2 separate regions of the Mus musculus genome follow, and region 2 is linked to region 1. Evidence: chromatin loops called from intact Hi-C (ENCODE). Cell type or tissue: left cerebral cortex. All regions are shown on one strand. Links, peaks and the distances in the headings refer to the core of each region. The heading gives the core; the rest is flanking DNA.

Evidence for each region. Hi-C counts contacts between places; a loop is a spot of excess contacts. Peaks named below come from ENCODE experiments on the same cell type or tissue, not always from the same donor. Only the 100,000 strongest peaks of a DNase experiment are listed, where the experiment ranks them.
Region 2: it touches region 1 in a loop (2.0-fold over the local background); 15 of 42 quality-filtered maps call a loop at or near these places.

The regions. Positions count from the first base shown.
Region 1 is chr2:35,902,875-35,911,208 of GRCm38, reverse strand. It overlaps Ttll11 (tubulin tyrosine ligase-like family, member 11), which reads left to right. Exons shown (of 10, transcript NM_029774.3): 4 at 8,064-8,334. It overlaps Gm35396 (predicted gene, 35396), which reads right to left. Exons shown (of 4, transcript NR_168304.1): 3 at 85-309. Among named protein-coding and RNA genes, the nearest start is that of Gm35396, 23 kb to the right of the region's middle. In left cerebral cortex, for the core only: a CTCF peak has its summit at 4,527 (motif pointing right); DNase peaks (open chromatin) are centred at 2,811 and 4,565.
Region 2 is chr2:35,741,779-35,750,112 of GRCm38, reverse strand. No RefSeq gene overlaps it. Among named protein-coding and RNA genes, the nearest start is that of 9030204H09Rik, 73 kb to the left of the region's middle. In left cerebral cortex, for the core only: no CTCF peak of the experiment used is centred there; DNase peaks (open chromatin) are centred at 2,199, 2,246, 2,891 and 3,237; H3K27ac peaks cover 674 bases.

The DNA.
Region 1 (8,334 bases), core at 214-8,213:
TATGGCCCTAGATGCGATCTCAAATGGCGTTTTGATTGCTCCCTAATGATGGATAGATTCTGCCCCACATAAAGTCGCACTCACCAAGAGTGACATCCATTAAATTGATGACAGACATTTGAGCTAAAGCGGGTGGAGAACTCTTGGCTCTAGCTTCTCTGAGCAGTTTGTGTGGTGCTGTGCCTGCTTCCCAGGTAAAACCCAAAGCATCTTCTAAAGAAAAGGCCAGCCCAGCTGGAGCACCCGTTCCACCTGCTGTCTGGACAACTGTCGGCTCCGAGTGCCTTACCAGGCCCGTTTCTTTGTTTCCTGTGGAATGGTAACGTGAAACCCACAGATTACTAGGCATAGCTCAGAAGTATTTGCTGTCACTCACCAGATGTTGCATGTTGTTCGGAATGAGACGGCTGCTCCCAAAAAACATTGAGAGCCCCCACTTCATTCTGGTAGAGAGAAATTTAGGGCAGGACTCTGAAGATTTTGTGTTTTAATTCCCTGTCTGCTGCTAGTTATATGCAGCCTTGGGCAAGTCTCTGGGCCTCTCGGTCTTGGTTTCTCTGTTTATGAAGGACATGCATGTGCACAAATACACACAGGTGCAGTGACATTTCCTTCCTGTACCTTAAAGGGCTGAGTGTGGAGAGACAGTAGATGCAGGGAAGCAGCATGGTGGGAAGCGAAAGATCCGCTTGGAGAATTGAATGCCAGGCCAGCACACCCATAAGTGGGTGTGCATGCTGGGTAGGAATTCTGCAAGTGAAGAGGGGCAGAGGGGCCAGTGGAGGCCTCAGGCAAACACACATGAAGGCAAGAAAGAGGGACAGGGCAAGGATGGAGACAGGCTGCTGGGGTGGGTGAATCAGGGCTGTCACCAAGGAGGACATCTCCCTGAAGGCTGTATCACACATGGGTGACCAGCAACAGATGCAAGGGAATACTTAGCACTATTTCTTTTAAACCAATAGTCTGTGATAAAGCTGCAGGGTGTTGTTTGGGTTTTTTGTCTTCTTCTTCTTTTTTTTTTTTTTTTCAATTTAAAAATTACAATTTAGCTTTTCTTAACTGGGATCCTTTCAGAGCCAGTTACAGTGGCAGGCGCCCTCCTTTCCACATGGTCCATGGCTCTCATTAAGTCAGAGCTGAAGGTGTCAGGACCTATCCCCACCCCCACTCTCACCCCCCTCCACGAGCTATCCTGCATCCCAGCTTAAAATCCAGGTGGCAAGAGCTGGTGGTCAGTTCAGGGTGACTCAGCGGAAGGACTCCTTCCCCCCACCCCCTGCCTTAGCTCTTTGCCCTGTTCCCTCAGTCTGTACCTGGCATAGCACCCCTCTGTGAATACTGAGGCCCTAAAACCTGCGACCTTCCGTCCCCCACCTCCTTATATCCATCTAGTTACTAGTACGTTCCTAGCAACCTAGTTCTCTGTGTCGCTACTCTGCCTCCGCGCAGCTATCGATGCCCCTGTTCCAGGCCATCAGGACTCTTGTGGCCATGACACTGTCTTTTGTCAGTCTCAGCCTCCCATGTGGCAGTCTCCAGATGAAGATCATCAGTTGCCTGCAGGTCAAGTTCTGATAGGACATGCCTCTGCGGCAGGCGTCATCACCTGCTGACTTTGCAATAAGTATGTCTTCTATAGGCATGAGAGAGTATTTGAACACTTGGTCTCCAGTTGGTGGCAGTGTTGGGGAGGTTCAGGAGGTACAGCCTTGTTGGGGGAGGTATATCTCTAGAGGTAGGTTTGGAGAGTGTAAAGAAGCCATTTCTAGTGTGTGCTCTCTGCTTCCTGTCTGTCACTCAAGATGTGAGCTGTCAGCTTGTTCTTCAGCCATCACTCTCTTCCATAAGTCGCCTTGGTCATGGCGTTTAGCACAGCAACAGAAAAGTAACAAAGACATGAAGTGACAGTAAGCACTTCCCAGCTGTTTCCTTTTTGTCCCAATATCTGGATCATCTCCTCCCCTGCTCCTGCTAAATCTCCCTTCCTCTTAGCTCCCTAACAGGACGTTGGAAGTCATCGGCCCACGAGGCCCTGGTTTCTTCTCACTGCGATGAGATGCTTGATCTAAATAACGGAAAGGAGGAGGAAGGACCTGGTGAGGTTTAGGTACACAGCTGTGTATTTTGCCTCCAGAATGTTGCTCAAGCATTTCCTCTCTGTCCTTGGACATCTGCCTCCTCCAGGACATTTTCTATCTCGCAGCTGAAGGATCTTCCTGTAATCATACACATCAATTAGTTTCTTCCTTCTCGAAAGCACAAAGTTGCCACCTTTGCAGAGTATCATCATCCTGACTCCCCAAAGGGATATTCATCAAGATTCTTTCCAATCAGGCTTGCTTCTCATACTCGGGCATGAGCTTTTCCCTTTGGACATGGATTCTAGAATCTGACTGCCTGGATTCAAACCCTGGCTTCACACCCTATTGGCTGTGTTACTTTTGGAAGGTTAATAGACATCTCTGGCCCTCTATTTTCTGGTCTATAAAATAAGATGGTTGTGAGGATTAAATGAGATGCAGTGTGCAGAACAGGGCCTGAACCATAGTGTCTTGAGTGGCTCCTATTTAGCTCGTGAGTGGGAGTCTTGTGTGACCCCCATGAGTGTGAGTCTTGTGTGATATCTTGAGTGGGAGTCTGTGTGATCATAAGTGGAAGTCTTGTATGATCTCATGAGTGGGAGTCTTGTGTAGCCTCATAAGTGTGAATCTTGTGTGATCTCCCGAGTGGGACTCTTGTGTGATATCATGAGTGGGAGTCTTGTGTGATCTCTTGAGTGGGAGTCTTGTGTGATCTCTTGAATGGGAGTCTTGTGTGACCTCATGAGTGGGAGTCTTGTGTGATCTCTTGAGTGGGAGTCTTGTGTGATCTCATGAGTGGAGGCTTATGTCTATTCCTGACATTAGTGGTCATTCTCTTGCTGTTCTCCACCATTGGCAGTCTCCTGAATGTCTTCTGTTCTCTCCTGCTTTGCCATCTACTCAAGTTGTTCTTTGCAACCACCCTCATCACCTCCCACTTTGCCTCTCAGATGGCCCGTGTTGCCCTTCTTGTTTGGCCTGGGTCACCTACATGACAGCAGCTTCAGTCTTAGCTGGCCTCAGGAATTGTTGTGTACATCAAGAGTTGGAATTTCCCTTGAGTCTCAGACCTCACAGCTGTTGGACTGGTCCCTTGTGTCCTGCCCAGTACACACTTTGTCTATCAGAGTCTTGTTTGTCCTGAAGATCCACAGCCCGTTCCCATGACACCAATGGCCTGCATTGTTAGAATGAAACGTAGGTCTTCCAATGTGACAAAACATGGCTCTAACTATCTTTGACATCTCTGGTGTCATCATAATTCAGAACTTGTCCCCATGCTTTCCCCTTGTTGCTAATAACGCTCTGTGGCTTTCTAGTCTGGCTGCTGAACTTCCTCCCTCCAGGTGCTCTGCCTTGCTTCTCACACAGGCCTTGCCTGCTTGATGCAAACTCGTCATAAATCTCCCGTGCAAATCCCTGAGCTCACAGGTCACCCTGTGTGCTGATGGTAACGCACAGCATGATCTCTCTGGTGGTTCCATGAATGTTTGTGATACAGCCTCCAATAGAGAATCCCCTGCTTAGCACTAGTTAGCTGGTTGAGCCCCAGGACCTTCTAGTAAACCCTCAATTTTATAGGTGAACATGGCAGAGCACAGAAGAAAGTCCAGTGACCTTCCATGGTCACATGACAGGCAGAAATATCCTAGCAACACTGGAGCCAAAATCCAGATTTTTCTGGTTTACACTTCTTTCAACTCAGCGAAGGCTAATTGGTGCAAACACACATAACAAAAGTTTACCAGCTTTGCCTATTTTTTCTTTTGTGTGGCAGGGAGGGTACACGTATGTTTTCACATAGATGTACGCACACGTATGTGTGTACACATGGAGACCAGAGACTGCTGTCAAGAATCTCTGAGCTAGTCCTTGGTGTTAGCTTTCCAGACTACCTGGAGTTCATCGCTTCCGCTATGCTGGCCAATCAGAGAGCTGCTGGGATCTGCCTGTCACAGTGCTGCCCACCCCACCCCGATTCTGGCATTATAGGCACATGCCACATGCCCAGCTTTTTATCTGGTTGCTGGGGCTAGAACCTAGGCCCACATGCTTGGGTGCAGGGACTCTATCAGCTTCATAATTTTTGGAGGGTAAAGTTCAGTGGTACAAATATTGCCCAATCCAACTGTAGAATTTTTAAAACCTTAAGTAACTGAAATTCTGTCCTTATTAAATTGCTAACTCTACTAACCACCCCACCCCACCCCCAACCCCAACCCCTTCTATTTCTGTATTCTTGCCACTTCAAATTCTTAAGAATTTGACTTCTTGGGGACCTTGCACAGTGGGATCCTAAAGTCCTTTTGGTTTTGTGTTTGGCTTGTTTCTCTGCACAGAGTGCTCAAGGTTTTGGTCTTATCATTCCCTTCCGTTTTCAGGCTAATAATATCCCACTTAAGTAATGTTGGAAAGCCAGGCTTTCTCAGACGCCTTTCCAGAATACCACTAGGGGGCAGTAAAGGTGCAGAAAATTTTCAATAAGCCTCCTGAGTGCCAGGCAAGCCAGCCGGCATCCCCTATGTATCTCTTTCAGCCATCCGAGTATACAGTTACAAGATAATGGATTTCACATCCGACAGCAGAGTTGGATAAACCAAAGATACCATCAGCTGTAGTTTAAGAGCCGTCTTCCTCACATTCCGGCCAACACTAAGGCATAGAACTTCATTTCAGACAGTGGCTTCAGATGCTATTTTGGCTTAATTAATTCACTTTAGTCCGGTGGTTCTCAGTGCACACGACAGAATCACATATTCAGGCTTCAGCCAGAATCGTCAGAGTTTCAGTGGAAGGTGAGGGTGAGGTTGGGCCCAGAGACAGAAGCTATATTTAGCTTCAGTCGTTGAGTGGAAAGATGTCTGTTAAGCAAAACCAGAAAGGTTCAGAAGATAGGAATTCTGTTTTTTTTTTTTTTTTTTTTTTGGCTAAAGTAATGGCTGAGGGGACTGGAAATATAGCAACCTCATTTCCTAGACCCAGCACTTGTATGTGCATATGTGTGGAGGTCAGAGGTCAGAGGTCAAATGTCAAAGCCAACGGTCCTTCTCAATTGCTCTTTACCCGTTTTAAGACAAGGTCTCTCATTGTGCCTGGAGCCCAGTGGGCAGCCAGCCCTGGGTTCCTCCTGTCTCTGCCTCCCTAGATCTGGAATCACAGTGTTACACCACCATGTCTAGCTTTCTTATGTGGGTGCTGGGGGTCACACTTAGGTCCTGCCTGCAGAGCAGTTAGTGAGCCAGGCTGTGGCACTTTTGAACACATTAGGAACCCAGACTGAAGATTTGGGGTTGGGGTATCCCAGACAGCTCAGGATTCAAAGACACAGTTCCAAGACAGCCATGTTCAGGGTGAGGTCAGAGCCCAGATATTAGTAATGGCTGAGATATTAAAGTCTTTGGCTGATTAGTAGTGGCGCACGCCTTTAATTCCAGCACTTGGGAGGCAGAAGCAGGCGGGATTTCTGAGTTCAAGGCCAGCCTGATCTACACAGAGAAACTCTCTCTTGAAACAAAACAAAACAAAACAAATCAAAACAAAACAAAACAAAAAGTCTTTGCTATAGGAATCAGAAAAACGGGTCTTTCATTTTATCTTATCAAAAATAAAATTGTCACAGGGAACCTGAGGTGGGATCAAAGACCTAGGCTCTCACCCCACCTGCCTCGCTAGCCAATCATGGGACCCCAGGCGGGCCCCGCCCCTTCCCTCAGCCTCAGCCTCCCCTCTGCATTATGAGCAGATGGGATGATGTCGGTCTCCGAGGATCCTTTTGGTTCAGAAAATTCAACGATTCTCTTAGAATTAATAATCTTGATTTGTAATGACTCTGGCACAGAGAGGAAGAAATATTTAACACTGTAATGAATGACAGAGACTATTGACCATGTAGTTTAATTTATTTAAGGCACATACCCTGAATTCAAAGGAGAAAATATCACTCTGATAATATATTGAACTGTTAGTATCATCGGCCTAGCAAAAGCTTTCTAGAGGGAAAAATTACCCACCAGTGCAAACTTGACATTTTTCACTTGCTGATCCACGGCTGTCGTTCGTCCATAGCAGCCATGTTTGCTGTAAAGGCTGTGCGTGTGGATGCTTCGGATGAATATTAAATAATGACATAAGCGTCAAGGTCACTGTTGCAGGAAAGGCTGTGAGGAGGTTGGGCCTGAGAGGGAGCCCGCATTGATCTCTTGTGAAGTTCTGTTCTGGAATCCTGCTGACGTGGAGGACACAATTGATGGGAGCCATTATCAAGGCTGTAAGTGTCCCTCCATTGTTAAGGATCTTTTACAAGACCCAGGAATCGGCAAAAGCTTCAGCTAGAAATATAGGCCAGTCAAAGAGATAAGTGCATTCTAGAGAGTGGGTGGCCTGGGTCAGGCTTGCACAGCGAAGGCAAAGGCTGACGGGAGGCCAGCGCCAGACCATCATCGACTTCTCCTGCAAGTCGGGCACTGCTCCTGGGGATGGCTCAGAAGAGAGCTTCCATGCCAGGAGCTACAGAGAGCAAGGTGTCTGTCTTCACATGTCTTCTCTGAGCATTTCAGCCCACCTTCTTCCATAGCTTCCCAAAGCACCCCAACAAAGATGTCTGGATGGCTCAGGCCTTCTGAGTTTGTAAAGTATAGAAATGTATGTCTTTCAGCTCCAGAGGCTAAGAAGTCCAGTATCAAGATGCTGATAGCTGGTGAGGGGCCTTCTATGGGACAAGACACATCCAATGTGCTAGCCAGCACACAGGAGGGCTGGTCTCTCCCTTTCTTATGAAACTACCAGTGCTGTCATATCGCTCTATGCTTAGGCTTCTTCAACTTTACCTGCCAAGTTTCTACATTAAGATACCATCAACATGTGCATATTAGAGGTTAAGTTTCCAACATGTGAGCTTCAGGGGGAATACCTTGAAGCCATAGCCTGGAGGAATCAGGTACCCATAAATTATACACAACCACAGGTCCAGATCTGGGCTGGCCAAGTGCCTAGATGGTCTTGGGCATGTCCTGCTAGCCCAGATCTGGGAAAGAGCAGCTGCTGCAGATGACAGAACCTAGTTCCTGAAAGGTCCAGACAGGTAGAGGGATTGGCCAAGTCTGTGAGATACACATAATAAAGCAGAAAGCCTGTTTCTCGTGTGCTAGCTCAGGGTTTGTTACTGTGCCTGGTCCTTTGTACATCTCGGCTGGTCACTTCTTTGTATTGTTCCATTGAGGGTTGAAAAGAATATGGAGGAAGGCACAGGGCTCTAGGGTAATCAATCCAGGATTTAGCCTCAACGCTGCTGCCTCCCCCAGTTAAACTCACAAGTTTATTTTCTCTTTGAGTCCTTAGCCTGCTCAGGTGGTCGGATGTTTGCCTAGCATGCACAGAGCCCAGCACCACACAAGCCAGCTGTGATACTTGCTTATCTGTAATCCTAGCACTTGGGAGGTGAAGATGGTTGGGTGACAAGTTCAAGGTTCAAGGCCAGGCTGGACAAGATGCTCTGTCTCAAAACAAACAAGATCCAGAAAGGGGGGAAAAGCCCTTAATTCTATTTGACAAGTATTGAAGGTAGAGAGAAATAATTTGCTCTGTAAATGACACCACCAGAGCTTGAATCCAGGCAGGCTGACTCTTTCCTCTCATATGTAACAATGGCTGCATCCCTCCATAACAACCGTGTTTTCTGGGAGGGTTTGATGAGGTGACTAGTGTAAAAGAGCCCAGTGCAATGCCTGGCATGTCACAGGTAATCACAAATTGTATTAAGCTGTTGCCGTTGTTATAGTTACATGACTTGTTAAGAATACAACTAAGAACTGGTGAAGTGACTTGAACTCAGGTCAACTTTTCTAATCCACTTTCCACCTCACTCTTGAATACAAGACTGAGGACAAGTCTCATGTCACTGGACCCCCAGGCAGTGTCATCTCTGTGGAAGGGGGATCTCTGCCACATCCCTAACAGTCCGGTGTTTTCCCTCCCTTCCAGGTCCAAACGGTGAAAGAAGGTGACCCCTCCTGGAAGCCCACTTTTATTGTGAAACCGGATAGTGGTTGTCAGGGTGATGGAATCTACCTCATTAAGGATCCCTGTGATGGTCGCCTGACTGGGACCCTCCATAACAGGCCGGCAGTGGTCCAGGAGTACATCCGCAAGCCCCTCCTCATCGACAAACTCAAGTTCGACATCCGTCTGTATGTCTTGCTGAAGTCCTTGGATCCCTTAGAGATTTATATTGCCAAAGATGGACTCTCTAGGT
Region 2 (8,334 bases), core at 188-8,187, 160 kb after region 1:
TCCAATCAGATCCCTCTGGCTAACAGAAAGCAACTTGCCAGGTACAGTTCAAGCATCCTGCTACAGCCCCCAGCCACCCCCATTCCCATCCCTCACAGAATGAGGCCTCTTCTATGTATGTCCAGGAACCCAAAAAGCCCCCTTCTTTGTCAAATTCACCTGTGGGAACGCAGCTGCAGCACTGTTGGATGCAGGCCAGTTGCTAGTGATAGGAAACTGAGACGTTCGCCTCTGCATGTGCTGCAAATGCCCTTATGAATCATGACGTTAGAAGCTTCATTGAGCCAACTGGCTAAAAAATCCCCACATTCTCAATTGTCTGATTCCCTTCCCCAAGCGTGGAGGCTGTCCCGTGAACCCATGAATAGGCAATGACTTTGCTGACCTTTGAGCCTTTCCACAGCCTGATGTCTGCTGTGGACATAGGTGGTTAGGGAGTGGGGCTGGACAGGCATTTGAAAACCATTCCATGTCTTTCTAGATTATTCTAAAGACTCCCTGTGTTGTGTGAATGAACATGTTCTCAGTGTTTCACAGTTCAAGGGGTTCTTTTAAATTTATTCTCTTGTCTGATCCTCTCAGCTACCCAGTGAAAGATGAGGATTGTCACCAGACTTTCTGACACCTATCCAAAGCCCAGTTAGGCAGACGTGGCAGCCCATGCTGCCAGGAAACTGATCTTCCACCAGAGCATACCTGGGAATTCTAGGGACATAGACCCTCTGACTTATTCCTCTATTACACAGACTGTAAGAACCCCAGGTCCTCGACCACCTAACTGGGCAATACCCCCTCTCCATGTCTTGGGACAATTAGGTAAGACAACAAAAGCATGGAAGTGCAGAAGTATTTATACAAACCATGTGCTGGCGGGATGTTTGCTTGCCTTCACACTTGCTTCTGGGTTCTAGCCACTGTAGCAGGACAGAAGTAAAAGCTTTCTTGAATAATGTCAATCATGATGAATGAAGCCCGAGTGACTGACTCCCTCCCTCCCTCCCTGCTGCCTTTCATTGACACAAACTTGAAACCATTCATTGCCGTTCCTCAAATGTCTGGAGTTGGCCTTCTGACTGGCAGAGGTACTACTCCAAAAAACAGCTTGACCTGTCTGCTTTGTCCCTTGGCTAATGTCCGTTAGTCCCCAGCTCTGTGAGTGAGGATTGGGCTGGCAGTGCTTGGCTGCCCCGCTTTGTCCCTTGACTAACGTCTGTTAGTCCTCAGCTCTGTGAGTGAGGACTGGGCTGGCAGTGCTTGGCACTGGGTGCCCTCTCTTTAAGCTCGGGACTCAGGAGCCCTCATCTCGGAGCTGCGTTCCCAGCAGCGGAGAACTGCCCCAGCTTGAATAGAGAAATTCACCAGTGAGCGATACAGCCTGAAACCTACCTAGCCTCAGTTGATAATGTTGCCACTCTCCCATTTCTTTTGATGAAATTTTCCCACACACTATTTCTCACAAAATAATGCAATGTGTGTTTCTTGTTCTCAGAGACAAAGAAATTGCTGGGAATGGACAGCTTTCCAGTTGCCAGTTCTTATGACCAAATCTTGCTTTGCTTTAACTGGAAAAAACACGTTGCCTCTGTTTATACTTACACACACACACACACACACACACACACACACACACACACATGCACATACACACCTGTGTGCACTTACACACTCATGCATGCATAGTCACACATGTGTTCACACACACACAATGCTTGCACACTCATACATGTGAGAGCACACACACAGGCACATGCATGAAGTGCATACATTCACACATGTGTGAGCACACACATGCACGTGCACACACAAATGTATGAGCACACAAAACACACACACACACACACACACACACACACACACACTGAACACCATTTTCCTCATTGCTGGAATTTCTTTGCTTCTGAGTCTGATCTGGAAAACAGAGAAACAGGCCCTTTGCCTCCCCGTACAGCAAAACCTGCTCACCAAGAGGCTTCTGGGAAATGTTTCTCTCCACAGGAAGCATTTGTGCTGAATCTAACCAGGGCTGTGGTCCCCAGATGTCACGCCTCTCTCAGGCCTCACTTAGGCTACTGAGGTATTTTCCCTATTTCACACCAGAATGGAGAAGCCAGCAGAGACCGTCTCTTCTGGAAGTCTCCTAAGAGTCTGAATTTGCTTGGCCTGTCGGGTGAGTGGCCTGATGGGTGACTCTCACTCCCTGACACTTGTCCCTCTCCCGTGCATCAGAGATCACGTCAAAACGGTCACAACGAGCCTGGCATGAGACTTGGCACCTGGGAACTGTCTTCACAAACGTCTGTAGAGAAAAGGTATGGTGTCCGTATGCTGGAAGCAATGGCTGCCAGGAAACTCATTGGCAGGCCGTGAGCCCTGGCAGGAGAGGCTCCTGGAAGTCTGTGGAGACCTCAAGCCCACCTCCCTCCATCACTCCCACCTCTTAAAAGCCTTTCAGAATTCTTTATTAAATTTTCATGTCGCATGAAAGTCTCTGTTACAGCCTCAGTTGTCTTGGTAACGTCACAAAATACAGTAATAAAATGAGGCTGAGTGTTGCTAACCACGGCTCACTATATAAACAGCTATGGAGTATTGACAATTTCTTTTATGTGGTAATTTTCAACAGCAAACCTGCTGGGTGTGTGTGTTGTGGGGAATGGCAATGTTTGTTCATTTGGGGTCAGTTGGTAAGAAAAGGGCACCTTTAATTTTTTTCTCACCTTATGGTTGATATTTACTTGAGAGATAGTGACTCTAGGGACCCATGAAATCCTGAGGGAGCCAGAGAGAGAATTTAGGAAATCCTCCAAACCTGCCTGAAGAACCGTCTCTCTTAGCAGAGAGGGCCCTGTTAGAAGTTGACCCCACCTTTCAGAGACTCTAGGAGGGATGCCTGTCCCGAGAGGTTTGCTCTCTGTGCTCCTTCTATGTGAAGTCACCTATGTAGCTCCTCCCCAGAGCCTGAAGTGCTGAGAAAACAGCAAAGAGGTCATCATGAACCCCGCTGGCCAGCATATCTGGTGGTCACGACTCTAGAGAACACAGCCCCCCCCCTCTGCCCCACAGCCTCCTCCCAGCACCTCCTCCCCCCCCCCCCGCCCGCAGCCTCCTCCCCCATCTCCCCCCCCGCCCGGGTGCAGCATATGTTCACTCTGAATATCTCCCAGACTGTGGCCCACCCGGTGGGAAGTGGGAAGCAGATGGCCTGGAGTTAAAAATAAAGTGAGACCCCCAGCTCCCTGGAAATCTCCACCCCCAGTGGCTTCAGAGAAACATTTGGGTTTTTTTGCACAGCCCTCTGCCACTTAGGGAAGAAAGCCCCTTAGGCAGGCAGTGCCCACTGACAACTCCCTGGTCCTTTGGTTGCTATTTCACAGAACAGTCACACGCCTTGTCCTCAAATGCTGGGACAGCCTTCTTGGCCCAGGCTTTGGTGTCACAGGCCTCGGCTCTTTAGGGATGAGAGAGCTGTCACTCCACGTCTTCTAGAGAGACCCAGGTTTGCCTACCAGGAGTCCCTCAGCCTAGTAGAGAAGAAGGCAGCACACCTGCAGGCATGGCTTCCTGGGTCCTCTGCACCAGGGTGCAGCTTTGAGGCTTGGAATTGAGACTCTTTTCACCCGGCAGCCTTCCCCCAGCACCCTGGGCATTTGATGAGAATCCCTGGGGATTGGGGTCCACATTTGCCTTTAATCCTAGCCGATCCAACATCACCCCCCCCAATCATGTAAGGGGTCCGCTGTAAAAAAAAAAAAAACAAAAGACAAAAATAAATTATTCTTTTACAAACGAGGGAGCCCAAAGGGGGATCTTCTTGCTCTGCTTTGTAAGGTGGGAGTGTGAGGTAAGCCTCTTCATGAAGAAGCTCTTAGCCCATCACTTTAGCAAGTATGCCCCGTGGAGTCAGCCCAGGAAACTCCAGGGTGCCACTTTCAAAACTGGACTCGGTGGCAGCGATGTCACCGTCATTGTGCTCTGCTTCTGCAGACACACCAGCAGCACGAGCCTCCCATGCTTCCATCACCTCTGCCGCTCTTACCTGTGAGCCTGTGAACTCCAGGCTTTTATAGCGCTGGGGTCCCGGGAGAAGTACCCATCCAAGTTCACTGCCAGCCTCTGGAATCCAGCCATGACCTATACCTCTAGCTCCACCACTGTGAGTCCTGGAGCGCTAGCCTCTTGCAGGCTAAGGTGTACGGTTATCAAAATTGGTCCATGCCACATCCCAGGGAAGAAGCTTGGTTCCAGATGGGAAGGGATGACTGAATCCATTTAGCTCACCGTAGCAAAATACCATAAGCTGAAGAACAGGAATTTTATTCCTTACTGTTCTAGGATTCCGAGCTCAGGATGCCAGCATAGTCAAGTTCTGATGCGGGCCCTTGAGGCTGCAGCCTGCCCTCTTCCTTCTCATTGAACTTTTCTCTGGCAGGAAGAGCATGGGAGAGCAGTCTAGGGTCCTTTCAGAAACGTTCCAGTCTTGTCTCTGATCTAATCACTTCCCAAATGCCCACCTCCTCATATGGTCACAGCTGGAGTGAGGAGTTGGACAGGTGAGTTTCGGAGGGATAGGACGACAATATTCAGTCCATGGAAATAGGCTTCTCTCTCCCCCGGAAGAGCGGTTCTTGGGGACTCTTGAAGCCTCAGGCTGTGTCTGCCACCCTAATCGTCTTGGAAGCAGTAACGATTTGCTGTCTGAGCAGCAACTCAGTCAGCATTGCCGTGGACCTGCCCTGAGCCATTTTCAGAGTCGTCAGCTTCTGGCCACAGTTGGACACAGGGTCTGTCCATGACTGTGTTGGGGCAAAGCAGGCCACAGATTGACAGGTCAGAAATAGTCACTTACTTGAAGTTTCATGTGTTAGCTTGAAAAGCCCTGTCAATTTTGCATTCTGTACAGCACCCTGTCCATACTTTCGCCAGCCTAGGTAGAATAGAAGTAAGCAAGACTGCAGGCTGCAGCAGCTTCCCTAGGAGGCTCAGTTCATGCTCACATAGTCGCACCTAGTAGGCCAGGTAGCAGTCCAGGGTGACTCTAGCTGCTTCCAACCTGGGCTCTGCTTCCCTCTCCAGAGAGGCAGGAGGTCAACTGGGTTACTGTTCTGGCCAAAGCCAGCTCTGTCTCTGCCCCACATGCCTTGGCCATCACCTTGTCATATGGCCCTGATCCCATGGCTGCTATGATGGGAAATGCACTTGCCTGTACACTCGAGAGAGTAATGTGGGCCCACAATCACTTTCTACAAGCTCAGTTAGGGTACCCATGCACACTAACCTATGAACCACACCTGCACAAAACCTTTGCCACAGCCCACCCCACTGCAACATGGCCACGTGTTCTTACTGCCCCGGGTGTGGCATATGCCCACCCACACCAACATATGCACACCTGTCTCAGCCAGACAGTCGTCCCTGAAATCCAAAGCTGATTGATTCCAAGGTCCCGGAAGATACCAAACTCTGAGGATGTTCAAGTCGATTATGTAAAGTGGGTATTGACGAGATGTAACTCATCTTTCCATATACTTTAAATCCCCTCTAGACTTCGAGGCTTTAATTCAGTGAAAGTGCTGGAGAAAGAGTTGTTAACTGTTGTAGGGGGAGTAACGACCAGGAGAGACTCATCCCTTCTCAATAGTTACACTCATTCAGGAATATGCTGGAGTATTTGTTGGTTGAACCTTCGTGGGAGTGAATGACTGGCTGTACTCACAACTTCAACCCAGTGTACATTTGGGGAAACTGAGGTACAAAGCTGAGACGACATAACTTGCCCGTGGTAGCCGTGTGTTAATGCCAGAGCTGGTCTCAGAGATGGACCTCCAGTCACATAATTGACTCAATAGATTAAGAACCTGGCTGCCAAACCAGATGACCTGTCCTCTGACTGCCCCATGTGTACCATGCTATACCCCCACATACGAATGAATGAAAGAAAGAAAGAATGAATGAATGAATGAATGAATGGACAACTGAATGAATGGGTTGTTTTAAGTGGTGAAGCTCCGGCACTATCAGAGCAGTGTGAGGGTCCGGCGAAGTCCCTCCATAGCAGCATGTCAGAGTTTCCAGAAGCCCTCAGCTCCCTGAAGCCATCTCAGGAACATCACAGTCCCTGCAGCCTGCAGGTCTCCCTGTGCTGAGTTTTACCTCATATGGAGCTCTTGAAGTCAGCCATGGGGCTTAGCCTTCAGAAATGGCTGGGCTTGTCTGCAAAGTGAACACCAAGGGGAATCTACAACCTAGGGTTCCGGCAATCTGGCTAGCCCTGTTTCTAACCCGATGTGCCTGGCTGTGACAGGAAACGTAAGAATGTCCGATAACCAGGTTCATTGTCGGCTGCAGCCACCCAGACATCAGGGGACTGCAATGGCATTGTTCCCATTTTACAGCTGAGCAGATGGAGCCACTGTCCCCTACTACTGGCCATGCAGCCATCAGAGAAGGTTTGACTGCAGAGGGTACAGAGTTCCTTGTGACAATAGACAGACGAAAGCCACTGCTCTTGTTACTGCAGGTCAACGAGTCCCTAGCTCCAAGCAGAGAGGACTAAGACACCCACCGACTTGGTCCCCAAGCATGGCCCCTGGCCCTGCAAACAGTGGACTCTATCCACACAGTGTAGGCTCCCAACTGCTGTCCCTGTGTGCTAGTCTGTCCACGTCTCTCTGTGTTCACACGAGGCCTGGGAAGTGTCCCCTTAGCTGAGGAGAAGGACAAAGTTCTTGTTCTTCCTAGAGAAGTCTTAGGGCCTGCAAAATGTTCAGTGGATGGGGGCGATTGCAACTTGTAAAAACTCAGTATTTATACATTAGCACCACTGAGGAATGTCAGGGCAAGAACTCAAGCAAGAGCCTGGGAATAGGAGCTGACACAGAGACCATGAAGAGGTGCTGCTCACTGGCTTGCTCCCCCTTGGTTTGCTCAGCCTGCTTTCTAATACGGCCCAGGACCACCAGCCCATGGGTGGCCCCATCCACAATGAGTTGGGCCTTTTCCCGATCTGTCATTACTCCAGAAAATGCTCTGTAGGCAAATCTGATGGAGTCATTTTCTCAGTTGAGTTTTCTCTTCCCACATCTAGCTGTGTCAAGTTGACAAAAAGACGACATGATACATGGAGCTAAAACAAAGTACAGTGTAAAGGCAGAGAGTGACAAGGAGTGTCCCCATCCCCCCTCATTACTGTTGGCAGGTTTCCGTGTCTTTTTAGGCAGCCTGTGTACATTTAAGAACTCTTAGGCATGTATGTGGCATGTATGTGTGTGTGGGGGGTGTGTATGTACATGCAGGGTGTATGTGTGCATACATATATGTGTGTTTTTATATGTATGTGTGCACGTGTGTCTGTGTGTATGGTGTATGGTGTTTGTGTCCATTCTTCTGTTTTGTACACACCAACTTGTTCTCTGCTTTTTCAACCCAACACTTTTTGGTACATACACAACACTGTATCATGGTACACACCTGGAAGTGGGTCTTAGCTTTTTAGCAATTATAGAATCCAGTACATGATATATTGTAATTACATAGTATATGGCTCCTTTCTTCATTGGTTCTTAATCAATATATCTTCATCTTGCCAGGTCTGTCACTAAGTGTCACAGGGACAGCTGTCACAAACACACTCACTTTATGTACAAGAATCACGTGTCCTGAAGGGAGAATTACCAGGCCAAATGGTACACGCATTTTAAAATTACACCAATGTGGTTTTGTTGATCTTCAAAAGGGTTAGGCACTTTTTCAGCCCCATTAAACCTGTGCGAAAGCGCCAGGCTGGCATGTACTGTCGGGACGCAACTGTTAGTCCATTGGCGGGTAGGAAACACAGTACCATCTCATTACAGATTTAATTTTCACTTCGAGACTCTTCTCTGTGTGGAGAGCCATCAGCAATTCATGTTCTGTCAGCTGCCCGCCCCGGCCCCCACCCCCACACCCTCATCTTGGCTTGCTGGTCCAACACGCTTGCTCTTGATTTGTAACACTATTTGCCGATGAAAAGAATTGGCCTTTGCTCATAGCTCTGCAAAATCCCTCTTCTACATGAGCTGTCTTCTCCAAGCCAGACAACTCTGAGTGCCTCAGCCTTCCCACAGTGCCTTGTCTATACTGCGGAGCCCACCACTTTGCTCCCTGGGAAGATGTAAGCCACAGGCCATCAGCACATGCAGTCACTAAGACAAGCCCCCATAGGCATCAATGGAGAATAGGGAAGAACCTAAGAACCCCCCCACACCGGAAGCCATGAACAGCCTTGCTGAGTGCTCAGAACCCCCACCCCAGCCCAGCCCACACTTTGTGCCATTCCACGACCCCCTTCCCTGTTCC